Linked DNA regions of Homo sapiens: region 1 is linked to region 2. A link is an interaction called in ENCODE POLR2A ChIA-PET data of the cell type or tissue named here. Cell type or tissue: HepG2. All regions are shown on one strand. Each heading gives the region's core, and the rest is flanking DNA. Links, peaks and the distances in the headings are about the cores only. Region 1 overlaps UBOX5 (U-box domain containing 5). Region 2 overlaps ITPA (inosine triphosphatase).

The links. ChIA-PET counts read pairs that join two places held together with the same protein. Peaks named below come from ENCODE experiments on the same cell type or tissue, not always from the same donor. Only the 100,000 strongest peaks of a DNase experiment are listed, where the experiment ranks them.
Region 1: POLR2A ChIA-PET joins it to region 2 with 7 read pairs; 9 of 35 experiments call an interaction of 5 or more read pairs at or near these places.

Annotation. Positions count from the first base shown.
Region 1 is chr20:3,121,426-3,136,767 of GRCh38, reverse strand. It overlaps UBOX5 (U-box domain containing 5), which reads left to right. Exons shown (of 5, transcript NM_014948.4): 2 at 13,362-13,456; 3 at 14,184-15,342. The coding sequence starts at 13,403. UBOX5-AS1 (UBOX5 antisense RNA 1) reads right to left here. Exons shown (of 7, transcript NR_038395.1): 6 at 610-765. Among named protein-coding and RNA genes, the nearest start is that of UBOX5-AS1, 22 kb to the right of the region's middle. In HepG2, for the core only: no CTCF peak of the experiment used is centred there; a DNase peak (open chromatin) is centred at 13,607.
Region 2 is chr20:3,215,240-3,227,419 of GRCh38, reverse strand. ITPA (inosine triphosphatase) reads right to left here. Exons shown (of 8, transcript NM_033453.4): 5 at 12,108-12,139; 6 at 8,788-8,903; 7 at 5,503-5,579; 8 at 3,560-4,054. The coding sequence ends at 3,958. It also overlaps a transcript of SLC4A11 not described here. Among named protein-coding and RNA genes, the nearest start is that of ITPA, 12 kb to the right of the region's middle. RefSeq lists a silencer at 8,549-8,818. In HepG2, for the core only: no CTCF peak of the experiment used is centred there; DNase peaks (open chromatin) are centred at 2,229 and 4,399.

The DNA.
Region 1 (15,342 bases), core at 11,343-15,342, 100 kb after region 2:
AGGAGAATGGCGTGAACCTGGGAGGTGGAGCTTGCAGTGAGCTGAGATCATGCCACTGCACTCCAGCCTGGGCAACAGAACAAGACTCCATCTCAAAATAATAGTAATATTAAGGCCGGGCACAGTGGCTCACGCCTGTAATCCCAGCACTTTGGGAGGCTGAGGTGGGTGGATCGCTTGAGGTCAGGAGTTCGAGACCACTCTGGCCAACGTGGGGAAATCCCATTTCTACTAAAAATGCAAAAAATTAGCCGAGTGTGATGGCGCATGCCTGTAATCCCAGCTACTCGGGAGGCTGAGGTGGGAGAATTGCTTGAACCTGGGAGGTGGAGGTTTCATTAAGCCGAGATTGTGCCACTGCACTCCAGCCTAGGTGACAGAGAGAGACTCTGTCTCAAAAAAAATAAAAAATAAAAATAAACAATCTCTTAGAAAGTAGCTTTGAAATCCTTGTGAGATGCTCAGTAATACATTATACATAGTTCATTTTCCTCCTTTTGAAGAATGCCCCTCCCTCAAAAAAAAAAAAAGAATAAAAAGAGAAAAACTAAAGGAAGAAAATGCCGAAGGAAAAATGGGATTACCAGTTTATTCCTAAGTAGTTAGTACCTTGGTACTCATCTTTGATGTCTTCAGGAAGCCATTTGCCAGGAGCCCCTCATGTAGTACAGAAAAGATAGTGGGGAACACATCAGCCAGAGAAAAGGGAAATTGACCTCTTGAAGGGTGAATTGCCTCTAAGTGGTTCAGAATTGCTGTTGTCATCTAGGAGGTTAATAGCAGACTTTTCATTAGTGTCATTTCTCTCTCTGATCCACCCACCTCAGCCTCCCAAAGTGTTGGGATTAAAGGTGTGAGCCACCGTGCCTGGCTGTAACATCTTGCATAGCTATACTAGAACTTCATAACCAGCCTACTGATACTGATAATGATTCACCGATGACTTACTTCTGACCAGTAGCTTTCAACTTTTTTTTTTTTAACTACAACCTTTAGTAAGAAATAACTTTTACATCAAAACCCCAAATGAATAATTGCGTGTGTTTGTGTGTTCACATATATATGTAACTGAAACAAAACTTTCACAAAACAGTGCTCACCCTTGTATGTGGTGCATGCTGACATTTTCTATTCTACTTAATTTTTAAAAATACTAGTTATGGCTCGGTAATTTAAGTTCTTAATTCTCAACCTGCAGTTTGGGAAACACTACCTCAGCCTACTAAGTGAAGTAGTCTAAACTTTTTGGCATGACGTTCAAGGCCTTCCTCATCCGGCTCCGTTTGCCTTCCCAGCTGTGGCTCCTACTCCACCTCCATAGCTAAGTGGCATGTTCAGCATCTCCTGAACCAGCCTCACACTTCCCTCCTCTGTGCCTTGACACTTCCTGATCCCTTTCCCCAGGGCTCCTTCTCTTTTGTTCATGTTCTCACCTCTTGGCTCCTGTAGTCTACAGTCTGTGGTAGCATTAATATGGAGTGTCTGTCCCTCTTCAGAGTTGTCCATGAGATCAGGCATGTGTCCTAGTCACCCTAAGTTCACATGTTTACTCCTGTGAATTTTCCCCTGAGTTGACCAATGTTTTGGTCAAAACTTTTGACCAACGTTTTTTTAAAAAAATTTTTTTTATCAAGTCACAATAAGAAATGCATTTTATATTAGATGATATACATGCATTTGTTAAATATATTTGTACAAAACTGAAACAATTTCATGACATATCCATACTATTTGCACCTTCATATTTTGTATTCTCTTCTAATTATTTCTTTTCTTTAACCCATTACTTGATTCCAAAAACCACAAATTGAAAAACATTGATCTAGGTTATCTTTCCTTACTGTGTCATCCGCAGAATGCTCTGTTACCTTTATATTATGTATATAAATTTTTTTTTTTTTTGAGACGGAGTTTCGCTCTTGTTGCCCAGGCTGGAGTGCAGTGGCACGGTGTCGGCCAAGTGCAACCTCCACCTCCCGGGTTCAAGTGATTGTGATTCTCCTGCCTCAGCCTCCCGAGTAGCTGGGATTACAGGCGCCCGCCACCATGCCTGGCTAATTTTTGTATTTTTAGTGGAGATGGGGTTTCACCATATTGGCCAGGCTGGTCTTGAACTCTTGACCTCAGATGATCCGCCTGTCTGGCCTCCCAGAGTGCTGGAATTACAGGCATGAGCCACCACGCCTGGCCTTTTTTTTTTTTTTTTTTTTCAGATGGGGTCTCACTCTGTTACCCAGGCTGGAGTGCAATGGTGCGAACTTAGCTCACTGCAACCTCCACCTCCCGGGTTCAAGCATATATTCTATTATATAATCACTGTTAGAAAGAAGTCTTTATTGTCTCATGACTCACAGAGAAGGCCGTTCATTTCATTTCTTATTTTTCCCACAAGAAGATTTGTAGAGAATGTTTATTGCAGCATTTTTTTCATAGTAAAAAATTTTAAACAACATAAGTAATAGGGCAGTGGAGAAACTGTTTTAGTCATACAATTAAATATGAGGAAGTTAAAATGAATACACCAAATGTAAACATTTCAATATGGAAAACCTTAATATAATGCTTAATGGAAAAGCAAGTTGCAAGATGATACACATAATATATTATCATTAAGGTATATTAAAATACATGACTACTATATGTAGTTTATATATATATATGCATACCTATACTGATTTGAATGACAGACAACATTAGATAAAGCTTACCTTAGCCGGGCAAGGTGGCTCACACCTGTAATCTCAGCACTTTGGGAGGCCAAGGTGGGTGGATTGCCTGAGCCCAGGAGTTTGAGAAGAGCCTGGGCAACATGGTGAAACCCCATCTCTACCCAAAAAACCCCCAAAAATTAGCCGGATGTGGTGGTGCGCGCCTGTAGTCCCAGATACTCGGGAGGCAGAGGTAGGAGAATACCCATCACCAGAGCCCTGGAAGTTGAGGTTGCAGTGAGCCGAGATTGCACCACTGCTTTCCAACCTGGGCATGGGAGTGAGAGCCTGTTTCCCCCCCCCAAAAAAAATAAGAAAAAAAAAGAGCTTACCCCTTGGCAAAAAGAGAGAGGAAATAGGATAGGTGCTGGGTTTTGTTTTTATCTTTTAAATATTGCTTTTAACACTGAAATCAGAAGCAAACATAGCAAAATGTTAACATTTGCTAAATCTAGGTGGTAGGTACAAGAGTGTCTACTATTTTATATTCTTTTTTTTTTCTTATAAACTGTATTGCCATCTTACAATGCCATTATTATCTGTCTCCAAGCTACTTCTCTGAAAGCAGGGCACATTAGCCACAATCTGAGGTTTTAGATTAAGTTATACTCAAGCCTTGTCTTTCTTGTACTTAGATGCCACATCTGGAGAAAGTGGCTATGCTTTGTAAGTACTGGACAGTGTTTGCAGTGAGTTCAAGTTACATGGCCATTTCCTCAGCAGGACTAGGGAGGCCGTCTTTCTGGGCTAGGCTGTTTGCATTTTCATATGTTGAGCCATTATTTTTTTTCTGTTAAGGCAGAAGGCATCTGACCTTAAAAGTCCAGGGTATTGGAACAAGATAGATGATGAGATTATACCTATTAAAGACTTTGATAGCAACCAGGTTCTTACGGAATCCTACTGTTTGGACATCACTGTTTCCCACAGAAACATATCATTTGTAAGATATTTTTAAAAAAGATCTGCCATTCTCCTGTGACAACACACTCATTCGTTTCAATTTGCATATTTCAATTTGATCTTCAGTCCTGAGTTGTTTTCAATCACTTTTTCCCCCAATCATTCTTTATTATTATTAATTATTTAATTTTTTTTTTTGTAGAGACTGGGTCTCGCTATGTTGCCCAGGCTAGCCTTGAACTTCTGACCTCAAGCAATCCCCCTGCCTTGGCCTCCCAAAGTGCTGGAATTTATAGGTGTACACAACCCCACCCAGCCATTTCTTTTTTTTTTTTTTTTGAGACAGTCCCACTCTGTCACCCAGACTGGAGTGCAGTGGCGCTATCTTGGCTCACTGCAACCTCCGTCTCCAGGGTTCCAGCAGTTCTCCTGCTTCACTCTCCCAAGTAGCTGGGATTACAGGCACCTGCCACCACACCCGGGTAATTTTTTGTATTTTTAGTAGAGACGGGATTTCGCCATGTTAGCCAGACTGGTCTCGAACTCCTGACCTCAAGTGATCTGCCCGCCTCAGCCACCCAAAGTGCTGGGATTACAGGCATGACCAATCACGCCTCGTTTCACCCAGCCATTTCTTTGTTATTATTATTATTAATACACCTTATAATTTAGAGCAGTTTAGATTTACCTAAAAATTGAGTATTATTAATGCTATTAACATCTTAGTGCGGTACATTTCTTATAACTAATGAGCCAATATTGATTAATTATTATTAAGTTTATAATTTAAGGTTCATTCTTTGTGCTGTATAATTCTTTGTGTTTTGTTTTTGTTCTGTTTTGTTTTGAGACAGGGTCTCACTCTGTTGTCCAGGCTGGAGTGCAGTGGCGTGATCTCGGCTTACTGCAGCCTCTGCCTCCTGGGCTCAAGTGATTCTCCTGCCTCAGCCTTCAGAGTAGCTGGGATTACAGGCATGCGCAACCATGCCCAGCTAATTTTTGTATTTTTAGTAGCATCGGGTTTTCACCATGTTGGCAAGGCTGGTCTCGAACTCCTGGCCTCAACTGATCCTCACGCCTTGGCCTCCCAAAGTGCTGGGATTACAGATGTGAACCACCACGCCCAGTTTTTTTTTTTTTTTTTTTTTTGAGACAGTGTCTCACTCTATTGCCCAGGCTGGAGTGCAGTGGCTCGATCTCGGCTCAGTGCAACCTCTGCTTCCCAGGTTCAAGCGATTCTCCTGCCTCAGCCTCCCCAGTAGCTGGGATTACAGGTGCCCGCCACCTTGCCCGGCTAATTTTTTATCTTTAATAGAGATGGGGTTTCATCATGTTGACCAGGCTGATCTCGAACTCCTGACCTCAAGTGCTTTGCCCGCCTTTGCCTCCCAAAGTGCTGGGATTATAGGCGTGAGCCACCACGCCCAGCCTGTGTTGTATAATTCTATAGGTTTTGAATTACAGGTTTTGAATATATAGGTTTTGAAATGTATAATGTCATGTATCTACCATTACAGTGTAATACAGAATAGTTTCACTGCCATTTCATTTTTATCTCTATACTCCAGTGCCTAGCACAGGGCTTGCAAATGTTCCATGAATGTGCAATAATATCCCATCTAAAATTAAATATGAGCAAAATAAATTCAGTAGTACAGTACATTTAAAGAACAATATGCTACAACCAAATAGAATCTCTCCTGGGAATAAAAAGGATGGTTTAAAATTAGAAAAAAGTGTTAATGTATCCCATTAGTCTGTCAGATAAGATAAATAATAAAAGACAATATATAGAGAAAAATCAGAATTCAGAGCATATTCCTGACTTCAAAAAATATGAAAATTAGAATGCTTTATTAACATAAAGATGATATTTCAATCTAACAATCAACATTATGTTCAAAGAGGCATTTTCTTTTTTTTTTTTTGAGATGGAGTCTCACTCTGTTGCCCAGGCTGGAATGCAGTGGCATGATCTCGGCTCACTGCAACCTCTGCTTCCTAGGTTCAAGCGATTCTTCTGCTTCAGCCTCCCGAGTAACTGGGGCTACAGGCTCACGCCACCATGCCTGGATAATTTTTGTATTTTCATAGAGATAGGGTTTCACCATATTGCCCAGGCTGGTCTTGAACTCCTGACCTTATGATCTGCCCGCCTCGGCCTCCCAAAGTGCTGGGATTACAGGTGTGAGCCACTGCGCCTGGCCCAAAGAGGCATTTTCTAATGGGCACAAACGAGGATGGCAACTGTCTTACTGTTTTGTGTAATTCCGGAAGTTCTGGCTAATGCAGTAAATGAGAGACAGAAATAAGAGTTACCATTTTGAGAAAGGAATTCTCATTATTGAGATAATAGGATTGTAAAAAAAAAAAAAGCAAAAACAACTGAAAATGTGTTAAAATCAATAAGAGTTCAATAAGACAGCTGAACATATAGTAAAGATACCAAAGTGAAAAGCTTTCCTATATAGGAATGACCAGTTAGAAAAATTAATGGGTTAAGAAGAACCTTTCATAAATAGCAACCTTAACTAGAAACATGTAGGACCCCTTGAGTAAAAAAGTGAAAATTGTACTAAAGGAAAAAATAATGACAAAAATCTACTTAAGATTTTGATCTTAAGGTAGTAGTAAAAAGTTGCAAACAAGTTGGGTTTGGTGACCCATACCTGTAGTTCCAGGACTTGGGGCACTCAGGCAGGAGGATTGCTTGAGCTCACGAATTTGAGGCTGTGGTGCACTGTAATGGCACCTGTGAATAGCCACTACACTCCAGCCTGGGCAACATAGTGAGACCCTGTCTTTAAAAAAAAAAAAAAAAAAGGCATAAACAACCTAAATGTCTCCCAAAAGGAGAATTATTTATGCCCCCCACCCTCTTTGTTTGTTTATTTATTTATTTATTTATTTATTTATTTATTTATTTATTTTTGGAGACAGGGTCTCACTCTGTCACCCAGTCTGGATGGAGTACAGTGGTGTGATCATAGCTCACTGTAGCCTCAAACTCCTGGGGTCAAGCCATACTCCTGAGTAGCTGGGACTACGGACACATGCCACCATGCCCAGCTAATATTTTTAAAATTTTTTGTAGAGATGGCATCTCACTTTGTTGCCCAGGCTGGTCTCAAATTTCTGGCCTCAAGCAATCCTCCTGCCTTGGTCTCCCAGAGTACTGGGATCACAGGCGTGAGCCCCTATGCCCAGCATATTTATACCCCACTTTGTTCCAAAATTATTTTAAGCTACCTTACATATTATGCTCTATTATATAAAAATAAATAATTCAGGTAGGGAGAAATTTGAGGGATGGGCCACAGATTTTATTCGGAGCTTTCTAACAGCCAGAGTCAAGAAGGAATGTGATCCATATTCATACCATAAAATATTGAATTGCTTGCGATAAACAACTCTTCTAGTACTGAGACCAAAGAGAAAATTTTCTTATGGGTCTCCAAGAGAGGATACCATATAGAACAGACAATGATCATTTTGTCCACTAAACAAAACAGTAACTGACTTTAAAGAGCTGTTTCTTATTGAAGTTCCTTGTCACACAGTGCCAATGAGTAGCTTGGTGAAGAGTATTTGCAGGGGGTGGTGAGGGTGGTGATGGTTGTGGCTGGGATGAACATGAGGATAGGCCGGTGCACTGGTCTGAGGGTCAGCTCAATGGAGTGGTATATTTTAGAGATTAAAATTATGGTTATCACCTGATATGTCCTGCTACTCTGGTGTCCTATGAATCGTCACAAGTCGGCCACTGAATTTTTATCAATGTGTTACATTTATTTTTGCAACTGGTGAGGATCAAAACTGCTAAGAAATCTGTCAGATAGTGGTGTGGGATAAGATCTGCAGCAGCCACGAGGAGTGCCAGACAAGAGGCAAGAGAAGCTACTTGGACCAGCACCAAGGAGCATGTAACGGGGCTGGACTGAACACTCTTCTGTAAATGTTCCCTCAACTTATATTTTGATGAGTGCTGTGGAGAGCAGGTAGTCTGTGTCTGGTCAGGGTTAGGTCCATATGCTTTTGTAGTTGACTGGGGTAGTTGACAGCCCCTGACGCGGGTGGAGAAGCCTCATGAGCTGAGATGCTTGAACAGAAGGCTGACTCGCTTCCACACAGAGGTGGGAAGAAGTAGCTAAGGGTATACCAAGATTTTCCTTAATTTCAGGTCTGATCTAACACATATTGGAAAGGGCAGTCAAGGTTTCCACATTTCTATATCATAGAGCATAATAACCACATTTAAGTCTAGAAGAACTCTTATTTTATTTTACTTTATTTTTTGAGACAGGGTCTCACTGTCACTCAGGCTGGAGTACAATAGCACAGTCATAGCTCACTGTAACCTTGCACTCCTGGCTTCAAGTGATCCTCTTGCCTCCGCCTCCCAAGTAGCTGGGACTAGAGGTGTGTGCTACCACACCTAACTAATCTTTTTATTTTTTTGTAGAGACGGGGTCTTGCTGTGTTGCCCGGGCTGATCTCGAACTCCTGGGCTCAAGTGATCCTCTCACCTTAACCTCCTAAAGTGTTCGGATTATAGGTGTGAGCCACTCCGCCCGGCTTTGTTTTTTCTTGGCTTTCTGTCAGGGCCAAGAGGGGAAGAGGGAACTGCCTGGAGCAGTGAAAAGAAAACCCTCTCAAGTCCCAGGGCCCCAACCTCAGCCATCTGCCTGGGGCCAGCACCGTTCTGCATATGTCTGTCTCTAGTGTCATCATCTATGTCAGTAGCATATTGTCTGCTTTCCTTTGGCATCCTAGGCTTGCTTTTCCAAGGAGGAATGTTTTATTTCATTGGCTTGGCTATATATTTATTTTAATGGTTCTATATTCAATTAAAGTGAATGGCTTAATTTTACATTTAAAACAAACCGACAGGAAGCTACTATGCTAGTTGGGCAGGGAAGCTGGGGGAAATGCTGCTCTAAATGAGTTCTGGTGTCCTGGCCAAAAAGAGGTAACTATAGGGCTTCTGAGGATATTTGTAGACACAATGCATCAGATACTTCATTTGTTTTTACTTATCGTGGAGAACACGAAAGGTATCAGAAGCCTGGAGACATTGTTAATATAATCTTTCAGAAAAGGAATTGTAGAAACTTTAGTCCATGTGGATGCCAGGCCAGATTCTAAAATTCTCTGGCAAAGCAAAGGTGTATGTGCCTCAAAGTGGGAAGCACTAGGAGTTTCAACACAGGCTCACAAAGAACAGGAGGCTTTAGGCCAGGGGCTTTCTACCCCATGAGATTCATGTTTCTTCTATCATGATGAACTTAAAGCCAAATAGTATAACCTACTTATGTACACACGCTAATGTGTGTAGGTCCACACACACATACACACCCTCCCCCCACCAACACACAGAATGCCCTAACAGTACTTTAAAGGAAAAAATTTTAGGTATGATAATAAAATTTATTCTCGTGTATAAATGTTTGGGTGTGACCATACTAGAAGGCATAAAGAAGTATTCAGAAGCTTTTACCATCACGCAGGAGCGCATGTGGAATGCAGACTGCTACAAATGCAGACTGACCGAGGTGGAGAGCTTTGCTCTCGGTGATGTGATTTTCAGAAATGGTGGGCATCTCTTGGTAAAGGTCTGAACAAAACAATATATGACCTTCCTCTGGCTTACATGGAAGTTCCCCTCCTAGAAAATTTAGCATATATGAAAACCATGTTTAAAAATACTTTGTGTTAATATGTAAAACTGAGTTAGGGGCTAAGCTGAGATAATAGACATTTACAAGGCCCATGACAGATCTTCACTGTGCAGCAACTATCCACTCAGATGTTGCAGGACGCTTAGTATGCCTGGCTCCTGCAAGTGGCTCCTACTGATTTTGACAGCAAAAGGGGCCCAGAGGGTGACCCTATCCCTGTCGGGCTAACAATTTTACATGGCCACGACTGTCAGGGAGAAAAGCATAAATGGCTGGCTGGCCTCACCAAGGAGTTGAGTTCCACTGGAGAGGTCTGCCACTGCGAGGGGTGTTTTCAGTGGCTTCCCTCCTTCTCCACAGAGTTACCAGAAGCCATTGGAATTGGCCATTAAAATGACTACTTGCATTAGATGTCCTTTTTTTTTTTTTTTTTTTTTTTTTTGAGACGGAGTTTTGCTCTTGTCGCCCAGGCTGGAGTGCAGTAGCGCAATCTCGGCTCACTGCAAACTCCACCTCCCGGGTTCAAGTGATTCTCCTGCCTTGGCCTCCCGAGTAGCTGGGATTACAGGTGCCTGCCACCATGCCCAACTGCTTTTTGTATTTTTAGTAGAGATGGAGTTTCACCATGTTGGCCAGGCTGCTCTTGAACTCCTGACCTCAGGTGATCTGCCTGCCTCTGTCTCCCAAAGTGCTGGGATTACAGGTATGAGCCACCGTGCCAGGCCTAGATGTCATTTTAAGGTGCTTTCCAACCCTAATATTTTCTTTCTTTCTTTTCCTTCCTTTCTTCCCTCCCTCCCTCTCTCTCTTCCCTCCTTCTCTGTCTTCTCTCCCTCCCTCCCTTCCTCCTTCACTCCCTCCCTCCCTCTCTTTCTCTGTCTTTTTCTTTCTTTCTGTCCCTGCCCAACTTACTTCCTTCTGTCCTTCCTTTCTTTTTTTTTTCTTTTTCTTTTCTTTTTTTTTTTTTAGTATTTATTGATCATTCTTGGGTGTTTCTCGGAGAGGGGGATGTGGCAGGGTCATAGGATAATAGTGGAGAGAAGGTCAGCAGATAAACACGTGAACAAAGGTCTTTGGTTTTCCTAGGCAGAGGTCCCTGCGGCCTTCCGCAGTGTTTGTGTCCCTGGGTACTTGAGATTAGGGAGTGGTGATGACTCTTAACGAGCATGCTGCCTTCAAGCATCTGTTTGACAAAGCACATCTTGCACCGCCCTTAATCCATTTAACCCTGAGTTGACACAGCACATGATTCAGAGAGCACGGGGTTGGGGGTAAGGTTATAGATTAACAGCATCCCAAGGCAGAAGAATTTTTCTTAGTACAGAACAAAATGGAGTCTCCTATGTCTACTTTCTACACAGACACAGTAACAATCTGATCTCTCTTTCTTTTCCCCACATTTCCCTTTTCTTTTCGACAAAACCGCCATTGTCATCATGGCCCGTTCTTGATGTTCGCTGTCTCTTCGGAGCTATTGGGTACACCTGCAGAAAGGCTGTCACTTCACACTTGGAAGATTGCACAGCGGCCAGGCAGAGGCACTCCTCACTTCCCAGACGGGGCGGCTGGGCAGAGGCGCTCCTCACTTCCCAGACGGGGTGGCGGCCAGGCAGAGGCGCTCCTCACATCCCAAACGGGGCAGCCGGGCAGAGGCGCTCCTCACTTCCCAGACGGGGTGGCGGCTGGGCAGAGGCGCTCCTCACCTCCCAGACGGGGTGGCCGGGCAGAGGCGCTCCTCACCTCCCAGATGATGGGCGGCCAGGCAGAGGCACTCCTCACTTCCCAGACGGGGCGGCTGCCGGGCAGAGGCGCTCCTCACTTCTCAGACGGGGTGGCCGGGCAGAGGCACTCCTCACCTCCCAGACGATGGGCGGCCGGGCAGAGGCGCTCCTCACCTCCCAGACGATGGGCGGCCGGGCAGAGGTGCTCCTCACCTCCCAGACGATGGGTGGCCGGGCAGAGGCACTCCTCACTTCTCAGATGATGGGCGGCCGGGCAGAGGTACTCCTCACTTCTCAGACGGGGCGGCCGGGCAGAGGCGCTCCTCACTTCCCAGATGATGGGCGGCCGGGCAGAGGCGCTCCTCACCTCCCAGACGGGGCAGCTGGGCAGAGGCGCTCCTCACCTCCCAGACGGGGCAGCCGGGCAGAGGCGCTCCTCACTTCCCAGATGATGGGCGGCTGGGCAGAGGCGCTCCTCACCTCCCAGACGGGGCAGCCGGGCAGAGGCACTCCTCACTTCCCAGATGGGGTGGCTGCCAGGCAGAGGCACTCCTCACTTCTCAGATGGTGCAGCCGGGCAGTGGCGCTCCTCACTTCCCAGATGGGGTGGCTGCCAGGCAGAGGCGCTCCTCACCTCCAGACGGGGCGGCCGGGCAGAGGCACTCCCCACTTCCCAGATGGGGCGGCCAGGCAGAGATGCTCCTCACTTACCAGATGGGGTGGCTGCCAGGCAGAGGTGCTCCTCACTTCTCAGACGGGGCGGCCGGGCAGAGGCGCTCCTCAGTTCCCAGACGGGGTGGCCGGGCAGCAGCGCTCCTCGCTTCCCAGATGATGGGTGGCCAGGCAGAGGCACTCCTCACCTCCCAGACGGGGCGGCTGGGCAGAGGCGCTCCTCACTTCTCAGAAGGGGCAGCCAGGCAGAGGCGCTCCTCACTTCCTAGATGGGGCAGCCAGGCAGAGACGCTCCTCACATCCCAGACGGGGTGGCGGCTGGGCAGAGGCGCTCCTCACCTCCCAGACAGGGCGGCCGGGCAGAGACGCTCCTCACATCCCAGACAGGGTGGCGGCCGGGCAGAGGCACTCCTCACCTCCCAGACAGGGCGGCCGGGCAGAGGTGCTCCTCACATCCCAGATGGGGCAGCTGGGCAGAGGCTCTCCTCACATCCCAGACAATGGGTGGCCAGGCAGAGAGGCTCCTCACTTCCTAGATGGGGTGGCGGCCGGGCAGAGGCTGTAATCTTAGCACTTTGGGAGGTCAAGGCAGGCGGCTGGGAGGTGGAGGTTGTAGCGAGCCGAGATCACGCCACTGCACTCCAGCCTGGGCAACATTGAGCATTGAGTGAACGAGACTCCGTCTGCAATCCCAGCACCTCGGGAGGCCAAGGCGGGCAGATCACTCAAGGCAGGCACTCGGCAGGCCGAGGCAGGAGAATCACGGGAGCCCGAGGCAGGGAGGTTGCAGCGAGCTGAGATCACGGCAGTACAGTCCAGCCTCGGCAACAGAGGGAGACCGAAGAAAGGGGAGAGGGGAGAGGGGAGAGGCTTTTCTTTTTTCCTTTGAGACAGGGTCTCACTCTGTCACCTAGGCTGGAATGCAGTGGTGTGATCATAGCTCACTGCAGCCTTGAACTCCTGAGCTCAAGTGATCCACCTCAGCCTCCCAAATAGTTGTGACTACAGGTGCATATCAGACATAGCAAGATCCCTACAACGTTTTGTTGTAGAGATGGGGTCTCTACAACAAGACCAGCTATGTTTCCCAGGCTGGTCTTGAACTTCTGGGCTCAAGCAGTCCTACCACCTCAGCCTCCCAAATTGTTGGGATTACAGGCATGAGCCACCACACCTGGCCTCTAATAAATTTTCTATGTCTCAATAATGATGTTTTTGACTCATTGTTTTCATTTTAATAAGAAAACATAATTGCATTGACAAGTATTAAATGACAAGGATGCTTACCACCACTATAATTATTTTTTATGACCCTTTCCATTCCGAACACTCTGTCCTTTCTCTGAGCTCAGATACTTTTGCCACTCCCTTCCTGTGGCAACCCCCAGCACAGCTGATGGGCCTTGCCTCCATTGGGTCTTTGGAACAGCTGTTGGCCAGAGAACTGGCAGTCTTTGCCAACCTGTTGAGCCTGCCATAGAAGTCTTCTCTATAATTTTTCAGTGACTAATTTTTCCCCAACATCATGTATAGGATATAAGGAAAGTCAGTGTGGACCGTGAGAGTGTGTGTGTTCAAGTTTTTGTTGCCATCCTGTTTGATTCTCTTAAGAATCAACTTCTGAAAGTTTAGAATTGAATTTTACATTTTCTAATACATAGTTTTATTTCTTATTTAAGGCTGCTTCTGATGCTTGGAAGATATCCTCTCAGCCACAAAGATGGTAATAAATCTTTGCCTCCCACAGTTCAGACCAAGAATTCACTGCAACAAGGTAAACAAAACAAATATATACACATAAATATATGCTATGTTTGTCATGTGTTTCATCATTTCCTGCCTTGTGTGTGTGGATTTGATTCAGGCTTACTGCACTTTTGCTCTTGTTACTTTAGATTCCATCAGATGGTATTTAGGTAAGCATGGGGCAGGCTCACCTCTAGAATCACACAGCGCCATGGTGAGGTGAGCTGTGACTCATTTTGTGCAGGGTCCTCTTCACTGTGCTCTTTGTTCTTTGATGATCAATCTCCAGTCTCGTCAAAGTCATAGCAAAGGTAGAAATACTTTCTCTCCCCTGCACTTCTCTCCCCAGATACTGTTTTGAAGGGAGTTTTGGTTGGATTGGGCAGGATTTTGTTGCTTGCTTTTTTTTTTGGCAGGGAAAAGGGATATGGGGTCTTGCTATGTTGCCCAGGCCTATCTAACTCCTGGGCTAATGGGATCCTCCTGCCTCAGCCTCCTGAGTAGCTGGGACTACAGGTGTGTACCAACATGCCCAGCTCAGTTGCTCATATTTTTAAGGTTGGGCAATACTTGGGGGCCCCGATCTGGGACAATTGCCCTTGGCCTTTGATCTGATCTTGGGTGCCCTGATCTGGGACAATTCAGTTTAATAGAGGAAATTTTAAAACGAGGAACCTCAGGCTTAAGAGTTTTCTTACAAGTGACAAGTTGTCTTCATTTGGATCATTGTATCTTGTGTTTTTTATTAAATCTAGATATCAGCTGATGGTTACGAAGTAGAAAATCTCATCTCTGAAGATCTCACAAAGAGAAGTCATGGTTTCAGGACAGAGTATTTCATTAAGCCACCAGTCTATGTGACAGTTTCATTTCCCTTTAATGTGGAAATCTGTAGGATCAACATAGACCTCACAGCTGGGGGAGGTCAGAACGTCACTGGCCTGGAAATGTACACATCTGCCTCATCTAGCAGAGTGTCTTGGAATACGCCCCAGTGCCGGACCCTGGGCCCAGCTGAGCCATCTGTCCCAGACAAGGAGGCGTTCACCTTGGTAGGCAAAGTCTTACTGAAAAACCAGAGCCAAGTGGTGTTTAGCCACAGGGGCTTCAAGGCCAGGCCCCCTTTTGGCGCGATGGAAGCCACACTCCCCTCCCCTGCTGTTGTGGCCCAGGAGCTCTGGAATAAAGGGGCTCTTTCCCTTAGCCACGTGGCCCACTTAAGGATCTGTATCACCCATGTGACAGGCGGCGGTATCCCTTGTATCAAGCGGTTGGAAGTGTGGGGTCAGCCGGCCAAGACCTGCTCCCAGGAAGTGATAGACAGCATCCTGCTGGTCACCTCAGAGAACCTGCCTCAGGATGTGGCTCTGCAGGCTCCAGCCTTGCCCATGGAAAGTGACTGTGACCCTGGGGACCAGCCTGAGAGCCAGCAGGCTCCCTCCAGCCTGCAGAAGCTGGCCGAGATCATTCAGGATGTGCCTGAGGAGTTCCTGGATCCCATCACCCTGGAGATCATGCCTTGTCCCATGCTGCTGCCCTCAGGCAAGGTCATCGACCAGAGCACACTGGAGAAGTGTAACCGCAGTGAAGCCACATGGGGCCGAGTGCCCAGTGACCCTTTCACGGGGGTAGCTTTTACTCCGCACTCTCAGCCCCTGCCTCACCCCTCCCTCAAGGCCCGGATTGACCATTTCCTGCTCCAGCACTCCATCCCTGGCTGCCACCTGCTTGGGAGAGCACAGACGGCATTGGCAGTGATCCCTTCTTCCATTGTTCTGCCCTCTCAGAAAAGGAAGATAGAGCAGGCTGAACATGTCCCAGACAGTAACTTTGGTGTAAATGCTTCCTGTTTTTCTGCCACAAGCCCTTTGGTCTTACCCACTACCTCAGAGCACACTGCTAAGAAAATGAAAG
Region 2 (12,180 bases), core at 2,213-6,212:
CTATGTGCCACCTGTGTCCCTGCTACTGCCACTCCACCCCCACTCTGGGGAGGGGAAGCCCTCCCTGGGGAAGTGGAATGCAAGGGACAGAGTTTGTGGAGTGCCACCTGTGGTCTGTCACCTCCAACGTCGCACAGTGGGTGCTGGCCCAACAGTGAAACATGGAAGATCCAGGAGGCCTTCGCATGGCCATTTCTCCAGGGACCTGCAGGGAAAGCGTTCTGGGAACAGCATGTGCAAGGGTCCAGAGGAGCGAGGGCTTGGGGCCACTGAGGCGCTGTGGCTGGTGAAGAGCAGTGGGGCGGGAGGGACCATCAGGGTGACAGCAAAGGGCCCTGTGACTCTCAGATGAAAGCTGCCTGCCGGGAGGCCGAGGCTTCGTGTGGAGCACTTGTGAACCATCCCATCTGTTGTGCGGATCCTGGATTTTACAGGGCAGGGGCAGCACTGGTGGCGATGGAGGGAGGTGGGAGGACTGCCGACGGCAGGACACGGGGTGGGAATGGTTTGACGGAGGGAGAAGGTGCAGTGTTTCTGGCTTGCTCATTTGTTGGTGGGTCAGGGTCTCCCAATGGCAGCCGACAACAGGGAATATGGCTCTGAGGCTCAGGGGAGTGCCGGGTGCGCAGCATCAGTGGTCAGCAGGAACACCTGGGGCTCACATCACCTCCTGGACTGGCTTGACACATGCCCCATGGACTAAGTTGGCCGACAGAAGAGATTGGCTGCATCTAAAACTGAAAATATATCTGAAATATGCAAAGAATTCCTGCAAACCAGCAAAGGACAGCAGCCCCAACAGAAGAGGCAGAGGCCGTGAACAGGGGAAGAAGGAGGCCCAACCGTAACAGGAGTAGCGAGAGGTGCTCAGACCCCTTGGTAATTAGAGAAACGTAAGCCCACATGAGACGCCACCTTACACTGGGTAGCCTGGTGCTGAGTGGGAGATCAGGAGCCCCCAGGGCCCCGAGAACCAATCCAGGTGGGTATGAGCATGCTCTCCACCCTGCTGTCTGGGGACGGGTAGCGAGTGTGGAGAAACCAACTCAAAACGTTTTCCTCCGCTCTCACTGTGCACAACAGTCAACCCAGAAGACTTCTGTGACCACGCGAGGGATTTGTCACGGGACAGCTGCTGGGTGCCCACCAATTCAATTCAATTCAACCTAACTGCTGCCTGCCAGGAGGTAGCTTCAGAAACCCCAAGTTGAGGGCTCAGTCCCACGAGACCACCCCTAACTTCCCACCAGTCTGAGGTCTGGGCCTGCAGAACTTGACACACTGTCTTCAACTTGGGGTTCCCACGACTCCTCTTTTAGGTTCAATTAATTTGCTAGAGTGGTTCACAAGTCAGGGAAACATTTACTTATATTTAGCAGGTTTTAATAATTTTGTTGTTGTTGAGACAGCGTCTCACTCTCAGTGTGCAAGGGCGTGATCTCGGCTCACTGCAACCTCCGCCTCCTGGGCTCAAGCGATTCTCATGCCCCAGCCTCCCAAATAGCTGGGATTATAGGTGCCTGCCACTATGCCTGGCTAATTTTTGTATTTTTAGTAGAGACGGGGTTTCACCATGTTGGCCAGGCTGGTCTTGAACTCCTGACCTCAAGTGATCTGCCTGCCTTGGCCTCCCAAAGTGCTGGGATTACAGGCATGAGCCACCAAGCCCAGCCTAAATTTTTTATTTTTTTATTTTTTAAGGGTTGGGCATTGATGGAGTTCCCAGTGATGAATAAGAGCTGAATGGGCCCAGGGCCTCAGCCCCACCCTACTGGCTTACTAAAAAGGCTATTACGGAGAATTCAGATGAAGAGATGCACGGGGCGAGGTGTGGGGGAAGGGGCACAGAGCTTGTGTGCCCTCCCCGGGGTGTCACCCTCCAGGAACCCCCACATGGTCGGCTATTCAGAAGCTCCCCAAACCCTGGCCTTTTGGGTTTTTATGGAGGTCTCATTATGCAGGCATGATTGAATAAACCACTGGCCACTGGTTATCAACTGAACCTTCAGCCCTGCCCCTCCCTGGAGGTGTGGCGGGGGGTGGAGACCGAAAGTCCCAGTCCTCTAGTCCTGTCTTGGTCTTTCCATAACCAAGCTACCTAGATGCTGCCAGCCACCTCATTAGCACACAAAAAGACATCAGTGTGGAGTTTCTGAGGATTTTAAAGTTGTTTGCTAGGAAAGGGGTCAAAGACCAAATACACATGTTTTTTTTAATGAGACAGGGTCTCACACTGTTGCCCAGGCTGGAGTGCAGTGGCGCAATCACGGCTCACTGCAGCCTCCATTTCCCTAGGCTCGGGATCCTCCCACCTCGGAATCCTGAGTAGCTGTGTCCACAGGCACGCACCACCATGCCCAGCAAATATTTGTATTTTTGCAGAGACAAGGTTTTGCCATGTTGCACAGGCTGGTTATGAAGTCCTGGGCTCAAGCGATCCTCCCACCTTGGCCTTCCAAAGTGCTGGGATTACAGGTGTGAGCCACCTTGCCTGGAACCAGATATATACTTCACAGTATCACAGGTAGCTAAAGTAAAAAAAATGGCCAGAAAGTGTTGTGTGCACCCAGGACAAAATTCTGGAGGAGCTGAACAGGAAACACAGAGAGGTGCCCTGCCCCAAGCCTATGTACCCACCCCACCCAGGCAGCATGTGATTCTTCTTTGGAGTCCCCCATCAGTAGCCTGGGTGTTCCCTGCACAGGGGGGCTACATCCATGATCAACTGGCAAGGAGCAGGCAGGCCCCCAGCACCCCATGTCTGAGGCCCAGCCAGACATCTCCCACCCACAAGGAGGCTCAGGAGGCTGGGCAGGGACGCAGCACCTCCTGGGGATTTAACCCAGCCGGGGCTTGCAGGCAAGAGGGGAGTGAAGGAATGACACTCTGTCCTCACCCAGGGCCGTCCTGCTGGATGGAGTCACAGGGACGGCAGGGGCCTCTCCAGAGCTGCCTGTGGGCACAGAAGCAAGCCTGGGGGTGCCCCACCAGCCTGAGCCCATCACGCCCCCCTTGAATATCCTTGGGGTTGAGCACTCTGACAACGGAGCCACCTGGAGAGGTCCCTTCCAGGGAATGGCTTCGCCAGGGCACAGAGTAAGGGCGTGTGGCATAAGCAGGGCCTCCCGAGGGGCCTGCAGCCCGCAGGCTGAACTGTGGCGATCACGCCGAGTGGGGTCGAGGACTCCAGCCCCTCCCCACCATAAAAATGAACTGGCCATTGTAATTGTAAACCAACATTTTCGCGGCTCTGATGTGTAACAGCATAAGGCAAAAGCACTGGGCGTGCCACACTACCCAGCCCCCAACCCAGCAAGGCTTCATGGAGGCCCTGGCACTACCTGCGGGTGGGGGGCAGCATGGATCCAGGGTGGAGGTCAGCCCGCAATCCATGCCATTGAATGAGGCAAGAACTCGAGTGGAGACGTAACACTCCAGCTCACAGTGGCATCCGAATGCCTTCCACACGGTGCTGCCCGTGTCCCCATCCCCACCCCCACCCAAAAAACTTCCTGCACCTGCCAAAGGAGACTGAGACAGACACCTGCCTGGGGCAGGGTTCAAAACAGATATAGCTGGTTTATTTTGGAAACAAGTCTCATCCAGAAATGTTATTTACTGCATTTAAAAACCATGGAAGGCGATTTGCATGGTTCCTCCCCACGCCCTCACTCCCACCAAGTACAGCTTTACCACCCAAGGTCCTTTCAGGACCCCAGGCCTGGCGGCTGTAGGAGAGAGCAGTGAATCCTAAGGGCAAGAGAATGGCGTCCACTTGCCAGAGTTTCTCAGAGCAGAGCCAGCTGCTCCTCCAGACAGGCCGGTGAGGCTACTCGACACCCTCACAAAGGGGAAACCCTGAAGGAAGTACTTCAGGGGGTGCCTGCCCGATGCGGGAGGTTTTGGGCTAGCCCTCCCCAGATCCCCGGCCTGAGGGGCCTCCTCCAGCTGCAGAAGTCAAGCTGCCAAACTGCCAAAGTACTCCTGCAGCTCCAGCAGGGCCCGGAAGCGATGGGAGACAGCGTTCTTCTCCGCCTTAGGCATCTCTGCGTACCTGAGGGGTGACAGTAGCAGCTCAGGGAGCCCAGATTCAGGAAGGAAGTGCACCCCCTCCCAACCCTACCTCATCTCATCCCTGGAGACCAAAGCTCACAGACCCCAAGGAAAGGGGAGTGGGGCCCAGCAGCTCCTGGCAGCCAGTGAATTTTTAAAAATCGGATAAAGTTTTCAATTCCCCTGTAGGCAGAAACCCCCATGAATGAGCATGGAGGGGTATTAAACTTGCTCTAGTGTGCCCAAAAGTCATTAAGGGAAGCTGGGGACAGGGGGGGATGAGCTGCATGTTTGATCAGCTTTGTCATCTGTTGACAGGAAGCAGTGGGGCCTGACAGAGCAAACACAGCAGTCTCCTCTCATGCGCTGAGGGCGGGGGAGCACTTGAACAGCTGGCCAGGGGCCCGACCTCCATGCCAGCACCGCAGTGAGGTGAGAATCCCATACCCCGCCCGTGGCCTGCAGACTGCTCTGTGCAAGACGGCGGCCAGTAGCCACTAGCCAGGTGTGGCTATTTAAATGAATTAACGCTGAACAGAAATATTCCGTTTCTGGGTCTCACCACACGCAAGTGCTCCACAGCCCCATATGGCTAGTGGCTGGTTCCACAATGTCCTCACCCCTGCTGGGGCTATTGTGGGGCCTCACACTGCGCTCCCTAAGGGCCCCTCCAGCTTGGAAAGCCTGATTCCAACAATGGCCCGTGCCTTGTGTGAACAAGGGGCGATTTGTGCGAACTACAGAGAACAACTGGTACTTGGAGGGCATAAAATAGTGCCCACCAGAGGCTGCAAAAGCCTGGACATTTTCCCAACCTAGATGGGGGTCAGAAAATGATGCCATAAAACTGTCAGATGTGGCCAGGCGCGGTGGCTCACGCCTGTAATCCCAGCACTTTGGGAGGCCGAGGTGGGCGGATCACCTGAGGTCAGTTTGAGACCAGCCTGGCCAACATGGTGAAACCCCGTCTCTAACAAAAATAACAAAAATTAGCTGAGCACGGTGGTGCGTGCCTGTAATCTCAGCTGAGACAGGAGAATTGCTTGAACCTGGGAGGCAGAGGGTGCAGTGAGTTGAGATCACGCCGTTGCACTCCAGCCTGGGCAACAAGAGTGAAACTCCATCTCAAAAAAAAAAAAAAAAAAGTCAGATGTACAGCTTACAAGCCAAGGCCAGAAAGGCGAAACCACTGGCTACACAGCTGATGTGGGGTGACCTGGAGCCTTAGAGCCCAGGACTCTCAGTGCCATCTGGCTGCCTCCCCAACCATGGACTGGGCCACCCAGATTCCTAGTGTCCACCCCAGCAGAGCTGCCTGTGGCTGGAACAGCACCCTGGGAGCCTCCCCTGCCCATATCCGCATGCCTGCACTTGGGCGGGGCACTGGCCCAACCCAAACCATGGCTGTACCAACCCCACACCCCAGGGAAGAAAAGCAGGGCTCCTTACGTCTGCTCATATCCATCAGGCTGAAAGCAGGGGTCCCAGCCAAAGTCCTGGCAGCCTCTGGGTGCCACGATCCGGCCCTGCCACAGGAAAGGGGGGACAGGTGTGTAACTGGGTCCAGAGGACAAGCACGAGGAGGGCAGTGGCCAGTATGAGTTTGGTGAGTCTGTGAATTTGATTTGACCCAACTTACGCAAAATGTAGTTGCAAGGCCCCTACAGCACCTGCAAATGTTTGCTGAATACAATAAAAAGCAGAGCGGGGCAGCTCTTCCCTCACACACAGGGAGGAGGCATGGACCCACAGGACCACCAGCACCTCCGGGGCCACGCGCCCTCGCCAGCCACACCCGGGACAAATTGGGACATCACTGAAGAACAATGAGGCTACTTTGAAAGATAGACAGAAAGAAAGATAGACAGAAAACGTTTTCTCCTAATAGGAAGCTAAGTACCCTGAACTCCGTGGACAAGCCAGATGCCGGCTACTATGACAGCGTTCCTGAAAATACAAGGAAGACTTTAACAATAAGATGAAACACCGCAACAGGAAGCAGGTACCCAACTCCCCACTTCATGAACACATTAGTGAGTACAATACGTACTGGCTGTAGTAGGGAAATTCCACAGTGAAAATGTTAGAAAAAGAACAAATTGTAATCCAGTGACATGAAATGTCATGTTGTTATCAAAGTAAAAAAAAAAAAGAAAGAAAAGAAAAAGAAAATCTGGCCAGGCGCGGTGGCTCATGCCTGTAATCCCAGGACTTTGGGAGGCTGAGGTGGGAAGATCACTTGAGCCCAGGAAATTGAGACCAGCCTGAGCCACGTGGCAAAGGCGAAACCCCATCTCTACAAAAAATACAAAAATTAGCCTAGCCTGGTGGTGTAAGCCTGTAGTCCCAGCTACCTGGTGGGAAGACTGCTTGAGCCCAAGAGGTCGAGGCTGCAGTGAGCTGTGATCCAGTCCGGGCGACAGACAGAGACAAACACTCCAAACAAACAAACAAACACTCCAAAAAACAAACAAAAAAACCCAAAAGATTCTAACTGAAAAAAATACAAGGGACCAGGTGTGGTAGCTCACGCCTGTAATCTCAGCGCTTGGGGAGGCCGAGGAGGGAGGATGGTTTAAACCCAGGAGTTCGAGACCAGTCTGGGCAACACAGTCAGACTCTATCTCTACCAATTTTTTTTTTTTTTTTAATTAGCCAGATGTGGTAGCTCACACCTGAGGTCCTAGCTACTCGGAAGGCTGAGGTGGGAGGATGACTTGAGCCTGAGAGATCAAGGCTGCTATGAACGGTAGTCATGCCACTACACTCCAGCCTGGGTGACAAAGCAAGACCCTGTCTCAAAAACATTTTTTTTTACTCTTTAAAAAATACAACGGAGGTGGTACATGATTGGGATTAGTCACATAGATGCCAAGTAATTTAGACCCAAAGGCAAATTCTGCTTCTGCCGTGAGGAGCTGCGTGACTAAGGCCAGTTACTGAACCTCAACCACGCAACAAATGTTTTTTGCTCACGCCTATAATCCCAGCTACTCGGCAGGCTGAGGCAGGAGAATTGCTTGAACCCAGGAGATGGAGGTTGCACTTTGGGAGAATGAGGCCAGCGGATCACTTAAGGTCGGGAGTTCAAGACCAGCCTGGGCAACATAGTGAAACCCTGTCTCTACCAAAAATACAAAAATTAGCCGGGTGTGGTGGTGCACGCCTGTAGTCCCAGTTACTCTCCAGGGTGGGAGATCACCTGAGCCTGGGAGGTGGAGGCTGTCGTGAGCAGTGATAGGCAGTAGGGGGTGTTGAATACATCTCACGGAAGGAATAAGTTTGGGCAAATAATTAAGGTTTGTTTTTTTTTTTTTTTTTTTGAGACTGGGTCTCACTCCGTCACTCCATGGCTGGAGTGCAGGAGTGCGATCATAGCTCACTGTCCCGTCAAACTCCGAGGCTCAGGTGATCCTCCCACCTCAGCCTCCCAAGTAGCTAGGACTACAGGTGTGCACCACCATGTCCGGCTATTTATTTATTTTTGAGACAGGGTCTGGCTATGTTACCCAGGCTGGTCTCAAACTCCTGGCCTCAAGCAATCCTCCTGCCTTTGCTTCACAAAGTGCTGGGATTACATGTGTGAGCCTCTGTGCTCAGCCTCTTTTTTTTTTTTTTTTGGAGACGGAGTCTCACTCTTGTTGCCCAGGCTGGAGTGCAGTGGCGAGATCTCAGCTCACTGCAACCTCCGCCTCCTGGGTTCAAGTGATTCTCCTGCCTCAGCCTCCCCAGTAGCTGGGATTACAGGTGCCTGCCACCATGCCCAGATATTTTTTGTATTTTTAGTTGAGACGGGGTTTTGCTGTGTTATCCAGGCTGTTCTTGAACTCCTGACCTCAGGTGATCCGCCCGCCTCAGCCTCCCAAAGTGCTGGGATTACAGATGTGAGCCATCACGCCCGGCCTCATTTTAAAATTTTTTGCAAAGATGGGGTCTTGTTATGGTGTCCAGGCTGATCTTGAACACCTGGGCTCAAGAAAGCCTCCCGCTGGGGCCTCGCAAAGTGCTAGGATTACAGGTGTAAATCACCAAACCTGGCCAAGAATTAACATTCTATGCTTGAACCCTGGAGGCGGAGGTTGCAGTGAGCCGAGACGACACCACTGCACTCCAGCCTGGGCAACACAGCAAGACTTTGTCTCAAAAAAAAAAAAAAAAAAAAAAAAAAAAGAATTAAGATTCTATTATACATAAACATGAAAAGCTGGAAAGGCTGAGAGATAGTCAAGCACCTTGGCAGTTGAATAAGGAAATCTGAGGTTAGAGAAGTCTGGGCTATAGATGTAGCTTTGATCCAAGTGTGGTTTCTCACTAACAAAAAATAAATAAATAAATAAAATAAACAGAAAAAAATAGCTTTGGGAATTGTCACCTTCAGTTTGCACTTCTGGGTCTATCAGGCCTCAGGAGCTGTTAGCCAACTGTTTCCCTGAAACAACAGCCTCAGGGGTCAAACAGGTTTCAGAATTGACAACACTTCCATTGTCCTGCCCAGGGGCACCCCTCAGCAAGGCGTAGGCAACTACTCTGGCCCCAGGGAACCCTTTCCACCACCCTCCTAGGATCCACAGCACTTCTACCTATGCTGCGCAGGGGAGCCTCTCAGCAAGGCACAGATATCTCTGGCCCCAAGGCGCCCCTCCCACCACCCTCCCGCAGACTCGGGGCGGTCGGCTCGGGTCGCGGCACCCCCTGGCGGCGCGCGGCGGGAACTGCATCAAGGTGGGTACGCACCGAGGTCCGGCCCCTGAACAGGCGCACGGGCTGGCTTGGGTCCCCGGTGCTGAGTGCAAACGTGCAGAGCGCATAGGCTGACTTGTCCTCGAACCCGGCCAGGAGCTGGTGGAGACCTGCGGGTGGGCAGTGAGGGCTCAGTGCATCCCTAATGGCCAACTCCCACCCCCACTCCCAAGACGCCCACTAAGGGTGGGGAGGGAGGAATTCCCTAAAAGGGGAAATTAGGTCTCAATTGGGGTAGCGGGGGCGGCAGAGCCCAAGGCAGTGGGACTAGGCTTGAAATGGAAGTCTCTGGGCATTCTCGCTTCCCTCTGGCACAGGCTGACGATACAAGGCTTTATTTAAAGTCAGAAAACTAGCCAATGCAGTGTGGACCTTGTTTGATTTCCTGATTCAAAACTAACCAACTGTAGGCCGGGCGTGGTGGCTCATGCCAGTAATCCCAGCACTTTGGGAGGCCGGGTCGGGCAGATTATGAGGTCAGGAGATCGAGACCATCCTGGCTAACACGGTGAAACCCCGTCTCTACTAAAAATACAAAAAAATTAGCCGGGCGTGGTGGCTGATGCCTGTAGCTCCAGCTGCTCGGGAGGCTGAGGCAGGAGAATGGTGTGAACAAGGGAGGCGGAGCTTGCAGTGAGCCGAGATCGGGCCACTGCACTCCAGCCTGGGCGACAGAGCGAGACTCCATCTCAGGAAAGAAAAAACAAAAACAAAAAAAAACCCACAAAAACTAACCAACTGTAATAGGCACTTTTTCTACAACCAAGGAAATCCAAAAAATGATTATGTAGTATTTTAAAATGATTATAGTTTACTTGTTTAACAGTTTTTAAATTTTTCACCTTTTAGAAATACAGTGGCTGCACTCGGTGGCTCATACCTGTAATCCCAACACTTTGGGAGGCCAAGGCGGGTGGGTTGCTTGAGCTCAGGAGTTTGATATCAGCCCCAGCAACATAGCAAGACCTCACCTCTACAAAAAACACAAAAATTAGCTAGGCATGGTGGCTTACACCTGTAGTCCCAGCTCCTCAGGAGGCTAAGGTGGGAGGATGGCTTGAGCCCTGATGGTGGGCAGTGAGCCGAGATTGAGCCACTGCACTCCAGCCTGGGCAACACAGGGAGACCCTTGTCTCCAAAAAAAATTAAAACAAATAAAAATAAAAATAAATACAAGCTGAAGAACTTACTGATGATATGATGTCTGTGATTTGCCTTAAAATACTGGACTGAGGAAAAATAAGGGGGGTTACAGATGTCACAAAATAGGCCTCGTGCTGATAACCCTGGAAGCTGGTTGATGGCAACTGAGGTTCATTATTCTACTATGCTTTTTTTAATTGACAAATAATAACTGTATATATTTATGCCCATTATCCTATTATGATATTCTACTATGCAGGTTTGAAATGCTCTATAATGTAAAGTGTTTTTAAAAGCACATAAGGATGGGTGCGGTAACTCATGCCTGTAATCTCAGCATTTTGGAAGGCCGAGGTGGGTGGATCACCTGAGGTTAGGAATTCGAGATCAGCATGGCCAACGTGGTGAAACCCTGTCTCTACTAAAAATACAAAAATTAGCTAGGCGTGGTGGTGGGCACCTGTAATCCCAGCTACTTGGGAGGCTGAGGCAGGAGAATCACTTGAACTCAGGAGGCAGAGGTTGCAGTGAGCCAAGATCACACCACTGCACTCTAGCCTGGGCGATGGAGTGAGGTTCTGTCTCAAAAAAATAAAATAGGCTGGGAGTGGTGGCTCATGCCCGTAATCCCAGCACTTTGGGAGGCCGAGGTGGGACCACCTGAGGTCAGGTGTTTGAAACTAGCCTGGCCAACATGGCGAAACTCCGTGTCTACTAAAAATACAAAAATTAAGCCGGGCTCAGTGGATCACGCCTGTAAACCCAGCACTTTGGGAGGCTGCGATGGGTGGATCGCCTGAGGTCAGGAGTTCGAGACCAGCCTGGCCAATATAGTGAAACCCCTCTACAAAAAATACAAAAAATTAGCTGGTCATGGTGGCAGGTGCCTGTAATCCCAGCTACTAGGGAGGCTGAGGCAGGAGAATCACTTGAACCCGGGAGGCGGAGGTTGTAGTGAGCCGAGATCGTGCCATTGCGCTCCAGCCTGGGCAACAAGAGTGAAACTTGTCACAAAAAAAAAAAAAAGGCCAGGCATGGTAACTCACACCTGTAATCCCAGCACTTTGGGAGGCCGAGGCAGGCAGATCACGAGGTCAGAAGATTGAGACCATCCTGGCCTACATGGTGAAATCCCAACGCTACTAAAAATACAAAAATTAGCTGGGCATGGTGGCACGTGCCTGTAGTCCCAGCTACTCAGGAGGCTGAGGCAGGAGAATCGCTTGAATCCGGGAAGTGGAGGTTGGAGTGAGCCGAGATCATGCCACTGCACTCCAGCCTGGGCGACAGAGCAAGACTTTGTCTCAAAAAAAAAAAAAAAAAAAACTTAGCCAGCGTGCTGGCGCATGCCTGTAATCCCAGTTGCTTGGGAGGCTGAGGCAGGAGGATCGCTTGAACCAGGGAGGCAGAGGTTGCAGTGAGCCGAGATTGACGCACTGCACCCCAGCCTGGGCGACAGTGAGACTCCATCTCAAAAATATAAATAAGTAAACAAATAGGCTGGGTGTTGTGACTCACATCTGTAATCCCAGCACTCTGGGAGGCCAAGGTAGGCGGATCACTTGAGGTCAGGTGTTCGAGACTGGCCTGGCCAACATGGTGAAACCCCCTCTCTACTAAAAATACAAAAATTAGCAGGGCGTGGTGGTGGGCGCCTGTAATCCCAGCTACTTGGAAGGCTAAGGCAGGAGAATCGCTTGAACCCAAGAGGCAGAGGTTGCAGTGAGTCGAGATCACACCGGTGTACTCCAGCCTGGGCAACAGAGTGAGACCCTGTCTCTAAATAAATAAAAGCACATAAAGAGGGGACATTTTGGCTTGCAACTGTGGGTGACAGGATATGCACTGCTGGGGTCCAGGAGGGGCAGTCCTCCAACTCCCAGGGCAGGCCCTGGCTAAGGCAGTCACAAGGGCCAAGTTCCTCTTGAAACCCAGAATTAAGTACAGCCCCTTTGTTCCTCAACCCTGCAGCTCCCATCATCCCTCCCCCACACAGTGCTCTCTGGAGTACAGGGTACGAGCTGCAGGTGCTAGATGGGGAAAATGAGGTGGAGGCTCCATGGTGGGGGCTAGAACCTGGGACTCCTGATTACTAGTTGGGGTCCCTCCCCTAGACAAAGCCCAGATTCTCATTCCCAACAGATCCAGGGAAGAAACAAAGCAGATAATACCTTCAGGCTTTAACTTCTCCAGAAACCACTTTCTGCAAGAGAAAGAAAGGACAGTCAGACACCAGGAGCAGCT